Linked DNA regions of Homo sapiens: region 1 is linked to region 2. The links are chromatin contacts, found by Hi-C or POLR2A ChIA-PET in ENCODE. All regions are on one chromosome and are shown on one strand. Each heading gives the region's core, a stretch centred on a gene start or an enhancer-like site at or near the end of the contact. The rest is flanking DNA. Distances are from core to core; before and after follow the strand shown.

Region 1 (7,173 bases), core at 2,737-5,236, 1.0 Mb before region 2:
TGCCCCACCCCCATCCCGCTCAGGTTTTCTGCTGCCATGGTGACCAACTCACCCAGCTTTGCCCGGGACCTTCCCAGTTTTAGAACTGAAAGTCAGGCTTCCCAGGAAAGCCCTCAATTCTGGGCAAACTAGTTGCTGGCCAGCACCACCAGGAGCTCAGGGAGAGAAGAGAGGACAGCCAGGTGCCCTCCCCACCACCCGCCTGGCCCCATGCCACCTCTGCCCACACCAGGCGGGGCCATGGAGAGGAAGGCAAATAGCAACTAGTGCCCAGTGTGCGGCCTGGCCCCACCTCCTGCCAGTGCCTGGGCAACACCTTCTGCTAGGGGGTAAGCAGGACAAAGGCAGGGCCGAGCTGGGGGTGCAGGGCAGAGGGGTCGGGGGTGGGAGGGTGGGGGAGTGGGGTGGCACGGCAGAGGGGTCAGGGGGATGGGGGGTGGGAGGGGCAGTGCAGGAGGAGGGGGGGTGGGAGGGCAGGGCAGGGGGGCTGAAGGGGCATGGCAGAGGGGTCAGGGGGTAGGAGGGTGGGGGTGTGGGGGCGCAGGGCACAGGGGTCGGGGGTGGGGGGCAGGACAGAGGGGTCAGGGGGTTAGGGAGGTGGGGGGGTGTGGGGCAGGGCAGGAGGCTGGGGGGTTAGGAGAGCAGGGCAGGGGGGCGGGAGGTGGGCAGAGGGCAGCTAGGGAAGCCGGAGGAGCGCAGGAGCAGGCCCAGGTACTGGCCACACCAGGAGAGCTCTTCCTCCAGCAGGAGACTCACATAGGCCTGCCTTTGAACCCACAGGCTCTGTGACATTGAACATCTTCTGGTTGCTTCTTGGTTGCCCCCCCTATAATATGGGAGAGCAACAATAGCCAGCAATAGCCAGGAAGCTGCTGGGTGCCAGACTCTGTTAAGAGCTGTGCTTATGACCGCCTCCTGGAATGCACAGGCACCCTTAAGAGGAAAGGCTTGTTTCTCTGTGCAGACAAGGAGCAAATCCCAGAGAGATGGAGACTGCCCTGGGTCACACAGCTGGTCACCGTAGAGCAAGAATTTGAGCCTAGAACCACCAGCTTCGGCTCCCAGCCCAGCAGGAGAGGCAGGGCTCTGCAGGGCGGAGTGCACCAGCTCTGGGGCCAGCTCCCCAAGGGCTCAACTCTAGGCTGCATCAGCTAGAGGTCCCTGTGTCCCCAGCAAGTTGCCGAACCTTTCTGGGCCTGTTTCACAACTAGAAAGCAGGGCTAACAGGGGTACCCACGTCGTAGGGTTGGCCATTTACTCCACAAATACTTATTAGGCATCTACACGGTGCCAGACACGGTTGTAGATCTTGAAGATACAGCAGAGAACAAAACAGACAAAAATTCCCACCTAGAATGTATATTCTGAGTGTAGGGGATGCCAACAAAAAAATGAATATCTGTCAGTGGGAGGCACATAGATTTTGTTTTTTTTTTTTTGAGATGGAATCTCGCTCTGTTGCCCAGACTGGAGTGCTGTGGCATGATCTCGACTCACTGAAACCTCCACCTCCCGGGTTCCTGCCTCAGCCTCCCGAGAAGCTAGGATTACAGGCACCTGCCATCACGCATGGCTAATTATTGTATTTTAGTAGAGATGGGGTTTCACTGTGTTGGCCATGCTGGTCTAAATTTCCTGACCTCAAGTGATCCACGCGCTCCTCGACCCAAAGTGCTGGGATTACAGGCGCGAGCCACCGCGCCCAGCCGGCACATGATATTTATGTTTCCTTGTCACACTTACTCTTGGCTGCACTCTCAAAAGCTGTTTCTTATTTCTTCCTTTGCTACCAAAATAGCAGTTCTGTTGGGCCAGCCACATGCCTAGCCCTAGGGATGAATCAGGACTGGCCTAATCATAGGCATCCCACTGCCCTCTGCCCGAGACTTGCCTTTCAGCCTCCTTGCAGCTGGCGGCAGCCATGTGACCCAGTTTTAGCCACTGAGATGCAAGCCCTCTCCCTGCTGTCCTGCTGGTGCAGCTGCTGTGATGTCAGGAGCCTCTGAGCAGCCGCAGCCACTTCGTGACCATGAAGCAACTGAAAGACACCACACTGAGGGTGACCGAGCAGAAATGTGGAAGGAACCTGGGTCCTTCAGGGAAGTGGAGCTGGGCTTCTATGCTCTGCAGCCATTGTTCATCCGCCCGAAAATGAACCCCTGGGCGACAGGGACAGGGAAACACTCCTCCCGTCAGGCCAGGCTCCTTGAAGGAGAGAGTTGTTAGGATGTCCCTCCACCAGGGATTCTGACTCAACTGGCAGGCGGTTAGGCCGGGGCATCTCCTAAGAGCCCCTCAGGTGACTCTGATGGGCAGCCTCGGTGCACTGGGCAGATGAAGGAAGATGCAAGCGGGGTTGAGTGGGGAAGTGGAGACTCCACAATCAGGACAGGCCAACCCTGTCCCATGAGGAAAGCCTCAAAGCAAGATGGGATGGGAGGGGTCTGCGGTGGACCTGCTGGGTGCTTCTTGAGCTTGATCAGTGAAGAAGGAGAAGGAGGAACAAGGAGAGAAAGAGGGAGAAGCAGAGGGGAGGGCAAAGATCCCAGAGACTCAAGAATCTGCCACCCAGGCCCTGGCGACTAAAACAAGGCCAGGATGAGGAGAGGCTGGTAAGACCCACACCATCCGGAGTGACCTTGCCAGGGGCTAAGGAGGGCCCTTGCCCAGGGTTCCCAAACTTCATGCATTCTGAGGCTCCCTCTGTGACCTTGACCATCTCATCTGGTCTACCATTTGTTTCATACTTTTCTTTAAAATGACTCAGATTTTTTTCTTTTTTTTTTTACTTAAATGTTTATTTTAGCCCTTTGGGAGGCCGAGGCCTATGGATCACTTGAGGTTAGGAGTTCGAGACCAGCCTGGTCAACATGGTGAAACCCCATCTCTACCAAAAATACAAAAATTAGCTTGGCATGGTGGCACATGCCTGTAGTCCCAACTACTTGGGAGGCTGAGGCTGGAGGATCACTTGAACCCAGGAGGTGGAGGTTGCAGTGAACCAAGACTGCACCACTGTACCCCAACCTGGGGGACAGAGTGAGACCCTGTCTCAAAAAAGTAAATACAATAAATAAATAAATGTCTATTTTAAAAGGAAATTCTGTTGCACCAATGTAAATGGAAAACCAGTATCACTTGCTTTGCAGATGACTCTGAAAATAAGCACAGTGGCCATCAGTCGTGTTTAGTATTGACCAGGATTTCAGATGCTGTCACAGTGTGTTCGTAAACTGCCACCTGCACACGCCAGGAGCCTGGGGCCTGCTCTCTCAGATGGAGCGGGGGGTAAGCAGGAGTTGGCCAGTATTAAAGACACATGAGCCCCCAGCTCAGCCGAGAAGAAGAGAACAATCATTGGAGACAAACAGCTATTCCCCTGGACACTGTGCCTACCACACAGGGCACCCAGTGGACTGCGATGGCCAGAGTCCCATTTCTGGCACACTCATCCAGGCCAGCCAGAGTTGGGGAGACTGGACCCCAAGAGCAGAGGTCACATCAACACCCACACCAGCCTCAGGCACGTCCCCTTGTCCCCTTGTCCTCTCCGCACAGGCAAGAGATCCCCAACCTCTGCCCTGTGCCAAGAGCATGTCCGAAATTTCACAACTACCTTTATGTGGCAGGTGCCTGGAGCTGGAGCTATCCTTCCAGCACCTACAACCACGAGGCCCCCGGGCGTCTTCCCAGAGGGAAACACTGGGTTTAAGGGCATCAGTTCAACTGTTCAACTCCCATGAAGGCAGCGTGAATGGTCTGACTCCGCTCCTGGGCAAGCACAAGAGTATGTGCCAATCGGGTGTGTGGGCTGGCCTGGCCACCAACACAGGTCTCTGGGGACGGTGGCTTGCCCGCATTCCAGAACCACAGGCTGGGGCATGCCTGCCGGGCGGCCGGCTCTCTTACCGCCAGGCAGAAGGGGACAGAAGCCCTTTGTCTTCCCGTCACATCCCAGAGTTGGCACATCCCCAGGAGCTGCGGTCACCTCCTCTTTCGCAGACAAGGTTGCCTCATGTTGCTAAGAAACAGCTTGGAGGGAGGGGAACCCAAGCTCCAGGTGGCGCTGAGGTGCCTCAGCTCTGAGCCCCTGAGCGGCTGTGGAGGGAGGGCTGGCCTCTGTTGTGTCCCCTGCTTATTGTAAAATGGGAGGTTCATAAACCACAACTCACAGAGCAGTGGAAAGGATCAAAGAGCTAATGCGTGTCCGGCACCTCGCGTAGTGTGAGCGCTCCACAAGTGTGAGCAAGGGACGTCTGGGTTGTTTTCTTTTTTCCACCTCTCAGTTTAAATAAGGTTGCTGTGAACGCTTTTCCTGCTGAGGGTTATTTCCTCAGATGCAGAACCCCGCCTCAAGATAATATTCGAGGTCGGGGGGTCAGGCAGCTGCGTGGGGCTTTTTCCATGCAGACAGAAGCATCTTCAAAATCGGAATCTGTTTACAGCAAAGGGATGTGTTATTTTCCCCGCATCCTTTGCAGCACTGGGCTTGTTTTATCGATTTTTTTTTCTCATTCGATCAGCAAGGCTGTGCATTCCTCCGTGTACTGTTTAACTGTCTGTATTTCCTGAGGGATTCATGGTTTGTTCACTGCCTTTGATTGTTTTTCAGGTGGTGTCTGGGACAGTGCCTGGTGCTGTCAGCTGGAGCTGGCAGGCCCACATTGGAAGCATCTTCTAAGTAGGAAGGGGAGACAAGGGCTTGAAGCTGGGGGAGATGGGGAAAGCCTCCCGCCCCATCCACGCCATTCCTGCCTTCCCCTCGTCCTGGGTATTTTGGAGCCTGCCAGCTGAGGAGTGCTCTCCCAGGGTTGGGACTGCAGGCGCCTGACAAACTGAAGAGCACTGAAGCTGGAGATGCAAAGAAGAGGGAGCATTGACTATGTTCTTGGAGCAACGAGCAAGTCAGTGAGGCACGCGTGTGACAGGTGCCTTTCCTGAACCCAGCAATCCTCCTCCCCTTTCCCTGGCTCTCCTGGGAACTCCTAATGAAGTCAGAATAAGCCACTCCATCAATTTATGATCCCCAGATGACTGTGTCCCTTTGCTCCTTAATCACTCAGGTACCCAGATTCTCTATTAGCAAGAAGCCCAGAACCCCCTTCTCGAGTCCTCTCTCGTTTTCAATCTTCCAAGGACACCGAAGTCTTCCTTAACCCACTGCTGGGGGTTGACTGCCGAAGGTCACTGATGCCGGGGCATCTTGCCACCACATGGGGGCACTGCCAAAGATGTGTGCAGAATAGTCCTGCAGACACTGCGCTCGGCAGCGGAGCTCATGCTAGGCGAACCCTTGCCTGGGTGTTGGAGGTCACCCACACTTGAGACTTGAGTTTACAGCTCTCATGGGTCACTCTTAAATACTCAGAGCAGAATGCCAAGTGACTCCTCATCCATGCTCCATGCACCCTGGATCCCAGAACGGGGCACATCACTTTCCTCCACCACTGTCGCCCTGCTCGCCACCACCTCCTCCCGCTAGGCCGGGCTTTCTCAACCGCCACCCCTTTGACATTTGGGGCCAGATCTTTCTCCGCTGTGGGGACATGGCAGGATGCTTGGCAGCACCCCTGGCCTCTGCCTATCAGGTGCCTGTAGCACACCACCACTATGACAAGAAAAAATGTCTCTAGACATTGCCCAACATCCCCTGAGGAGCAGAATGGCCCCAGTGGAGAGCCAGTGCCCTAGACTATTGGGGTACCACCCCTCCACGCTGGCCTGGACCCCCTCTACACTGGCCTAGACCCTCTCAACACTGGCCTGAACCCCCTTCATGCTGGCCTGGACCCCCTCCAACTGGCCTGGACTCCCTCCCCTGGCCCCTTGCCTCCCTTTCTTGACATCACAGTAGGGGTGAGCTTTAAAAAAACCACACAGCTCGTGATGCATGTCACGCTAGGTTCAAAAGCGCTGGGTGGTTTCTCTTGGTATTTGAGATCCACACCTCTGCCTTAGTGCCCGGGCCCTGCAGGGCCTGACCTCACCCCTGTCTCCAGCTTGACTGGCTCCCACACCAGGCACAAGAGCCCTGGCTGTGACATCAGCACGCTCTGTCCTCTCTGCCTTAAGCCCTGTTCAGTCTGTCGCTGCATTCCAGGCCCTTCCACACCCCAGGGGCCTGCAGAGGCCCTGGGACCCCGCCCCTGGTGTTGCCCACTCTACTACGCCTCTTGGTCCATCTGCCTGATTTATGCCTTCATTACCTTTCCTTAGTTATATCCGGTTTCTGTTTTATTAGTTTATTTTTATTGTATTTACTTCTGTCATTCCCATTAGACTGTCAGCTCCGTGAAGGCAGGGGCCTGTCTTGTTCCCTGCCGTATCCCCAGAGTCTAGAACGGCACCTGGGTTGTGGGAGGCACCCAGAAAACACCAGGTCCCTGAAGGAATGAATGAAATGGGAGTGGGCTTCTCTTGTCCTGGAAATGGGCCTTGTCCCCCACATGGCTGTGGAGCTGCAGAGGGGGAGGCTGGAACTACTGTCCTATGGGCCCCTGTGGGCTCAAGAATCCTGCACTCAGCCTAGGACCTGCAGGCTTCGTGTCTCTGGCTCTTGGGAAACAGGTGGAAACTTCCTTCCCGAGAGCCGGAAGCAGCCGCAGGCCCCGCCACACCCAGCCCTGGCCCAGCTCAAGGCGAGGCCCTGGGTCTAAATATAGAAAGTGGGTTGTGAGAGGGCGGGTTTCTTCTCTGGTGAGAGGAAGTGGCTGCTCTGATTAAAACCGGGGTTTGTTCACCCCTCATTGAGACAGTCCTCCCCACCAGCCAGGAAGAAAGGAAATGTGGCAAAATGAACCCAGCCAATGGGGCCTTCCAAAAAGGCCCGGAGAAAGCACCCGGGGGGCAGATGGTCTCTTGTTCCTCCCTGGGGAATGGCTGGGAACCCTGCAGTGAGACACAGGGGCTGCGTGTCCCTGAGCCAACTCTAGCCGCTCTGGGTCTCAGTTTGAAAAAAAAGGGATTGGCCAGATTTGATTTTCAAAGCTGATGTTACCTGGTATTGCCTGAATCAGGAGCTCTCTGAGTCTCAGTTTCCCTATCTGCAGAATGGGTTGATGATGACCATGCCTGTAACAGAACGGCTAGTAGGATTCAAGGAGGCAGTGTGTGTGGCTGGCCTAGGGCAGAGCTGGCACATGACCAGGGCTCCGAAGGTGCTCGCTGTTGTCA
Region 2 (7,173 bases), core at 4,097-6,596:
CCCAAAGTGCTAGGATTACAGGCGTGAGCCACCATGCCTGGCCGAAGCTGTATCTTAACTTTTCTTTTCCCCCATGAATTGCAGTGGCTTTCCATATCAATATTTACATTTAAAAGTAAAATTCCTTAAGTTATGAGGAATTGTCACTTAAAATAGCAAAATGGTATATTTCATAACCAGAACTTGCTTTAAGAATTTGCAGGTAGATTAAACTATCTCTTTAATTTGTCATGCCTAATGTGTGAGAGAATTAGTTTATGAGGTTGTTAAACTTGAGACAGCTTTGCTTCAATAATCTGCATCTCATTATCAGAAATATTTTGAATTCTTTTAATGAGGTGATAGCTAAGTAGTTTCTTGCATCATCTCACATAAAGGACAGTTGTTTCTCTTGGAGCTGTTTAAAAAAAACTTAGCAAAGTAGTTAAGTGAGAGATGCTGAAGGGAAACTGCTGCCTTTTTTTGTGATTAATATTAATTTGCCAAATAGGCTAGGAAAAGAACTGAGTTTCTGCTTCAGCCCCGTTTTTGAAAAAGGTGAAAATTATTGAATGAAAAGCTCCAGAATGTGCAGAAAATGATCTGAAAGTTACTTAACTGGAAGTGTGAATTGAAACTCCCTTTTTCCAACTACTCTTATATTTAAGTAACATTTAAGGCCAGGCGCAGTGGCTCATGTCTGTAATCCCAACACTTTGGGACGCCGAGGTGTGCGGATCACTTGAGGTCAGGAGTTCAAGACCAGCCTGGCCAACATGGTGAAACCCCGACTCTACTAAAAATACAAAAATTAGCCGGGCATGGTGGTGCATGCCTGTAGTCCCAACTACTGGGGAGGCTGAGACAGGATAATTGCTTGAACTTGGGAGGTGGAGGTTGCAGTGAGCTGAGATTGCGCCACTGCATTCCAGCCTGGGCAACAGAGCAACACTCCATCTCAATAAATAAATAAATAAATAAAATAAAGTAATGTTTAAGCTTTAAAACAAAACTTAATAGAATAGAATATAACTTTCTAAACAAAAATATAAGGTCTCCCTTTTTGGTTTCAAAACCTGATGCAACTTTCAATTGTTTCCCATGGTGTGACAGTCATTTGGAAACCATCATTACCTACTTCCTTAATATAGTGGGGAGCATTGGAAATAACAAGCTCTGGACCCCTTTATATAGTCAACTCAGAGTCCCACACAATCAAAGAGTTGTAGGAAATGGATGTCAGAAGACAGAAACTCAGATACTCACATTCACCTTCATCTTGATCCTTTAAAGAAACTATTTTAAAAAGTACTATCCATATCCTGGAAAACACCAGCAGAAGTCGCTTGGGAAGGGAAATCTTTCTGTAGGAGTTTGTGCAGGAATGCTGTGAGGTCTGGGTCTAAACTTTCTCTGCAGCTGTCCTTGCCTGTGGATCTGGCCAGTGGGTCTCTAAGCTCCTGGGGGAGGCTCACTGCCCTTCCTGCCACCCCAGCCATGGGGAAGGATGGGCTGGTTACATAACGCATTCTCTCCCACACTCCCATTGGTTCCCTCCCATCCAAATGGATGCAAATAGCCTTTGTGGCCGGTTTATCCAGAGAAACCAGGGACAAAGAAGTGAATGAACCGGGTGAACTTGGATATGAGGAGGGATATGAGAGAAAAAGAAAAACTTTAATGAAAAGAGAGTTCCTTATTTTCTTAAGACCTCTAAAAATAATCGTGGAGAATGGCACATGCTGTGAATAAACGCAAACTTTAACTGGTTCTCCATGATAACATTGAACTCTGACCCAGCCAGCTTTGAATTCTTCCTGATGATTCAGATGAAAAAGCCACACATTAAAGGAACTTCCGCAGCTGTAGGAGGCACTGCCTACTAACGGGGCTTTGAGGAGGAGGTTGTGGCCAGAAAAAAATTCCAAAGCCACCCAGTGGAAATGAAACATTTGCTTCCCTGATACCTGAATACTGTGCTTTTCCAGCAGGTTTGGGTGTTACCCAGATCGACATGCTTTAATATACTTCCTCTACTCATGGAAACCTTGCTAAGCTGCACTTAAGGCTTCATTGAATTGGCAATTATTTATCAAGCACCTACTGTATGTCTGACAATATACACCGGGGGAACAGGTGACTGGTTTCCTTGATCTAAGCTCAGGATTGAAATGATGCAACAATAAAGGTCTCTCAGGCCTTCACATAATTGATTATCATGGATGTGGCCCAAGATGGGCCCATGTCATACCAGACTGCATTCTCCAACTCAAAGTGCTCCAGAGATCGTAGTGTGTTCATTCACAGCCTTGCCACTGCCTGCCACCGCCAAGTCTATTCCTTGCCAGCTAAGTCCCTGAGTTATTGCTTAAGATATTTGGTTTGGGGAACTGTTGGATCAAGTCAAGGGGCTGACAATTTCACCCTTGCTCATGAAAAACCCACCGAAGGAGGAGGCAAGTAACAGAACTTCTCTGGGTTTCAGTTTCTTCACCTGAAAGTGAGATAGCTTCCCAGGGCAATCGCCAAAGTTCCCATCCAGCTGCAAAATCTACATTTCCCATGAATTCTTCTCTTACTCTTACCTCTTAGTTCATGAAAGCCATCTGAGGGATTACAGAGAAAATAACATGCAGGTGCTTTTCTCTCTAACTTCCTTTCCTTTCCTTCCCTCTTTCCTTTTTTCTTTTTTTAAGGAAAAAAGTGAGGAAAGGCATAAAGAAAGAAGGAGTTTTGTGTTATTTGATGGGTCGTAAGCAATTATGCCGACACCAATTAGAAGAAAACTTTGTCTAAGCCTGTGTTTCTTTTTCTCTTTTCTTTTCTAGAGACAGGGTCTCACTTTGTCACCCAGGCTGGACTGCAGTGACGCGATCACAGCTCACTGCAGCCTCGAACTCCTGGGCTCGAACGATCCTCCCACCTCAGCCTTTCAAGTAGCTAGGACTACAGGCATGAGCCACCAAACCCAGCTACTTTTAAAAATTTTTTGTAGAGATAGTCTCGCTATGTTGCCCAGGCTGGTCTCCAACAGCTGGGCTCAAGCGATCCTCCCACTGCAGCCTCCCAAAGTGCTGGGATTACAGGCGTGGACTACCACACCCAGCCCCCAGCCTGTGTTTCTAAAGGGTTTTGTGTCTAGCAACTGCCTGCTTCCTGTCATATCCACGTGCCACTACAATTTTTTAGGTAAAATAACAAATTGAGTCAATTAAAAAACAACTGTCCCTCAGCGATGTTACCCATGAAATTACAGGTTTGATGAGCTAGTTTTAGTTTGTTTGAATGCAAATCAAGATACACCAGTATTGTACAAAAACTGTTCTGTGCACCACACTTGAAATCCTCTGGCATGCCTGCAGTCAGGGCACTTCCATTTGATTGACCCGGAAGAATTCAAAGCTGGCTCAAGCTGTTTAATGCATGACAGAGAAATGAGTGAAGGTTCAGGCTTGTTCACCAAACTTTTCCATCTTTCTATGGTCATTTTTAGAGGTGCTTCAGGAAAGCAAGGAGCCACTCTTTTGTTTAAGCTTTTCTTCTTTTGTTCTGTTGGTGTGAATTTATTGCAATTCACTAGGTTTGTTCGTTTAGTTGTTAATAATGGACTACACATAAACCCACCCCAGTCCTTATTTGGGATACCCAAAGGGGGCTTACCGAGAATGTCTTATGTAACTGGCCCTGACTCCCAGTGGCTGGCAATTCACCTCACTTTGGGGAACACCAGTGTAAGGAAGGAGCACCTTGAGTTGTTTGTTATTGATTACTGACTCTTGTGCTTCTATTCCCCTTTCAACCGTGGGGAGACTCTCACTTTTGAACCTGGGCCGGGTGTGGTGGCTCACTCCTGTAATCTCAGTGCTTTAGGAGGCTGAGGCAGGAGGACTGCTTGAGGTCAGGAGTTCGAGACAAGCCTGGGCAATATAGGGAGAGCCCCTCATCTCTACAAAAAAAAAAAAAAAAATTAGATGGGCATGGTGGCGTGCACCAGTAGTCTCAGCTACTTGGGAGGCTGAGGCAGGAGGATTGCTTGAGCCCAGGAGTTTGAGGTTGTAGTGAACTATGATAACGCCACTGCACTCCAGTCTGGGTGACAAAGTGAGACCCTGTCTCTAAAAGAAAATTTCTGAACCCAAAGTGAACATTCCACAAAGCACTTTTCACTTACTGTTAACCAGATGGCAAACACCTCCAAGACACAGGGATGACCCTACTGCTCTTTTGCCCCCTGTCCCTCCCTAACCCCACAAAAGACAGACTGCCTGGGCTGTCCAGAACATGTAGAGCAAACAAAAGCTGCTCTTGATGATAAGGTGAAGCAGTTGTTCAAAGGAAAAGAACAATACATTCACTAACATAAACTCGTGGAGAAACTCTCTGAGTGGCCAGGTAGGTGGCCTCAAATTGCCTGTGAATAACTTTTTCACAGTCCACACTCATCTCCTAGAGGAGCTTTCTTTTGTTTGTTTGTTTTTGAGATGGAGTTTTCGCTCTTGTTGCCCAGGCTGGAGTGCAATGGCGTGATTTCGGCTCACCACAACCTCCGCCTCCTGGGTTCAAGCGATTCTCCTGCCTCAGTCTCCTGAGTATTTGGGATTACAGGCGTGCACCACCAAGCCCAGCTAATTTTTGTGTTTTTAGTAGAGATGGGGTTTCTCCATGTTGGTCAGGCTGGTATTGAACTCCCGACCTCAGATGATCCACCTGCCTTGGCCTCCCAAAGTGCTGGGATTACAGGCATGAGCCACTGTGCCTGGCCTCCTAGAGGAGTTTTAAGAGTGCAGAGCCTAGCCGGGCACGGTGGCTCACGCCTGTAATCCCAGCACTTTGGGAAGCTGAGGTGGGCCAATCACTTAAAAACAGGAGTTCGAGACCAGCCTGGGCAACATGGTGAAAAAAAACCCACCTCTACTAAAAATACAAAAATTAGCCGGGCACAGTGGTGCATGCCTGAAGCCCCAGCTACTTGGGAGGCTGAGGTGGGAGGATCACTTAAGCCAGGAGGCTGAGGTTGCACTGAGCTGAGATTGTGCCACTGTACTCCAGCCTGAGCGGGGGTGGTGTGGGGGAAGTGCAGGATCTCCCACACTGAGAGCTGGGGATGCTTTCCCAGGAACAAGAGGCCACGCATATTCTTCTCAGTCTTCTCAGTGTCGACTATGCTTTTCGTAGGTGTGTGTACAAGGCTGCTCTTCCCCTGAACAAACACTTCATAGGCGTTATGTTTGGAAATGGTTCCTAAAAAATGTATTTCCTTTTTTTGCAACTCAAGTTGGAGTGTTCTAATCTCCCCCTCCGTGGCAGCTCTCTTACCAGCCTCCCACCTTCCTCCTTTTAAGCTATTTCCCCTTCAGGCCCCTGTCATTTCCTCCCTTAGTCATCGCAATTCCAAAACGGCCCTGTTTTGATTCTACAGTTGCTTCCCCATTCCATTATCGTGTCGGCCAATGCCTGTCTATTCTCAGACCTTTTAAGTTTTGGGGTGATGGTGGCATTCTCCTTAGCTTTTTTTCCCCCCAAGTGTGCTCTATAGGAAATAAAATGTTCAAAGACTACAGGTGATTAAACAGGGGAACCAATAATGAGTATGTGATGGATTTTTTATTAGTCATAATAATTATTTACTACATATGGAGAAAGGGGACCAGGCACTTGGACTTGGAAGCATTTAGAACAGTGCCTGGTGTGCAGCAGGCATTCAATATTTGTTGACGGAATGAAAGGTACATTGTGTTCCTGAATCAAACGTAACACACATAAATAGAAGCTATCTACTCCTTGATTTACTATTTTTTCTGCTCACAACCACTCCCCACCCGACACGGCGACCAGCGGTCTCAAACATCAAAAGTTCTACTTTTTTAAAGACAGAGTACACGATTCTCCTTCGTGTCCATGGAGAAGAGCAGGGTACCACCCCAGTGGAAAATGAAGCCACCTACACTGAAGTCTCCACGTTTACCAGCTTTTGCTCTTTCCTACTTACAGCCCATCTGTTGCACAGCAGCCTGAGTGATCTAGAAAACATAAATTAGATCATGTCATCTCCTGCTTTAAGTGGGCTGGTGGTTTCCTTTGCAATTAGAATGGCTTCAAAGCTCTTACACGGCCGACCAGGCCCTATGTTATCCTGCTTACACCTCAGATCTCACTTCTGACCCCTCTCTCTCTTGGTTTACTCTTCTTTGACCCCATGGGTCTTTACAGGGGCCCTGTACTATGCTGAATACCTTCCCACTGCAGGCCCTTGGCATCTGCTGTTCCCTCTTCCTGGAAAGCTTTTCCCATCTCTTGGGTGTTCAGAGTGGCCTTTTCCATCCATCGCCTCCATCAGATCCCCCTGTTTTCTCCTCTTTCTGGCAGTTCTCACCACCTGAAACCATGGGTCTATTTACTCACTGTCATGCTCACTCCATTGGAATGTCAGCTCTGTCTTGATCACCCTGAACCCCCGGAGCCCAATAACTATGCATTGGGTGAATGGCTGAGGCATGGATGGTGAGCTGTGTTTTCGAGTTGGGTGTTGTGTCTGGGCTGTTTTGCCTCGTGGAATAGATGAAGGGAGGAAGTTGCTGGGAAATGCTGGAGGGAGGCTACAGGTCTTTGTGACCTTGATTTCAATAGCAACAGCTTGCATCTAAGGCAACATCTGACCATGGACAAGGAGGGGGACAATTGTCAAGAGAACAGGCTGAGTGGCAGCTTAGGCTGACGCCAGGTAGGGGTTAGAGAGCTGAGAGTCAGGAATGACCTCCGTTGCCAAACACCTGCTGACTAGAAAGTAGTGCTGTTCCTATCCTCACAGCGGGGCTGCAGCCAGGGCTCCACCTGCACTCCCTGTAAGCTCCCATTCGTTCACACACTACCACAAAGCATGTATTGAGCAACTACTTTGTGCAGGCACTGTTGTAGGCACCGGAGATGCAGCACTGAGTAAGAAAGCCCAGGTCTGTCCCTCATGGAGTTTCGTTCCCAGAGAGGAAGACAGAGGAACAAACAAAGTGAGATAATTTCAGATCTTAATAAGTGAAGGTAAGATAGATGAGAGTGTTGGCGGTGGGCCTGTGTAGGGGGGAAGTGATTTGCACAGCGTGGTCCAGAGAGGCCTCTGGGTGAGGCGATGCTTGCTAGAGAGAGAAGAATCCAAGGCGGGGAACAGCAGGGGAGAAGGGGAAGGAACTGAGGCAGGAG

What was found. Hi-C counts contacts between places; a loop is a spot of excess contacts on that map. ChIA-PET counts read pairs that join two places held with the same protein, here RNA polymerase II (POLR2A).
Region 1: a loop to region 2 is called in a map of breast epithelium, with 16 times the contacts of the local background. The contact joins two enhancer-like sites. A Hi-C loop is called at or near these places in 1 of 168 maps with a recorded cell type or tissue (breast epithelium). POLR2A ChIA-PET finds 5 or more read pairs at or near these places in 1 of 52 experiments (activated T-cell).

What each region holds. Positions count from the first base shown.
Region 1 is chr20:57,432,589-57,439,761 of GRCh38, reverse strand. It overlaps LOC124904939 (a long non-coding RNA gene), which reads left to right and starts at 116. Exons shown (of 2, transcript XR_007067672.1): 1 at 116-329; 2 at 4,613-5,101. RefSeq lists enhancers at 1-107, 1-108, 108-609, 3,838-3,897, 6,031-6,110 and 1 more and a silencer at 1,976-2,207. Within about 2 kb of position 3,986, at least 12 of the 41 ENCODE cell types and tissues checked have a DNase peak (open chromatin) inside an H3K27ac peak, as active enhancers do.
Region 2 is chr20:56,417,329-56,424,501 of GRCh38, reverse strand. All of the region lies in intron 1 of CASS4 (Cas scaffold protein family member 4), which reads right to left. Among named protein-coding and RNA genes, the nearest start is that of CASS4, 8.7 kb to the right of the region's middle. Within about 2 kb of position 5,346, at least 11 of the 41 ENCODE cell types and tissues checked have a DNase peak (open chromatin) inside an H3K27ac peak, as active enhancers do.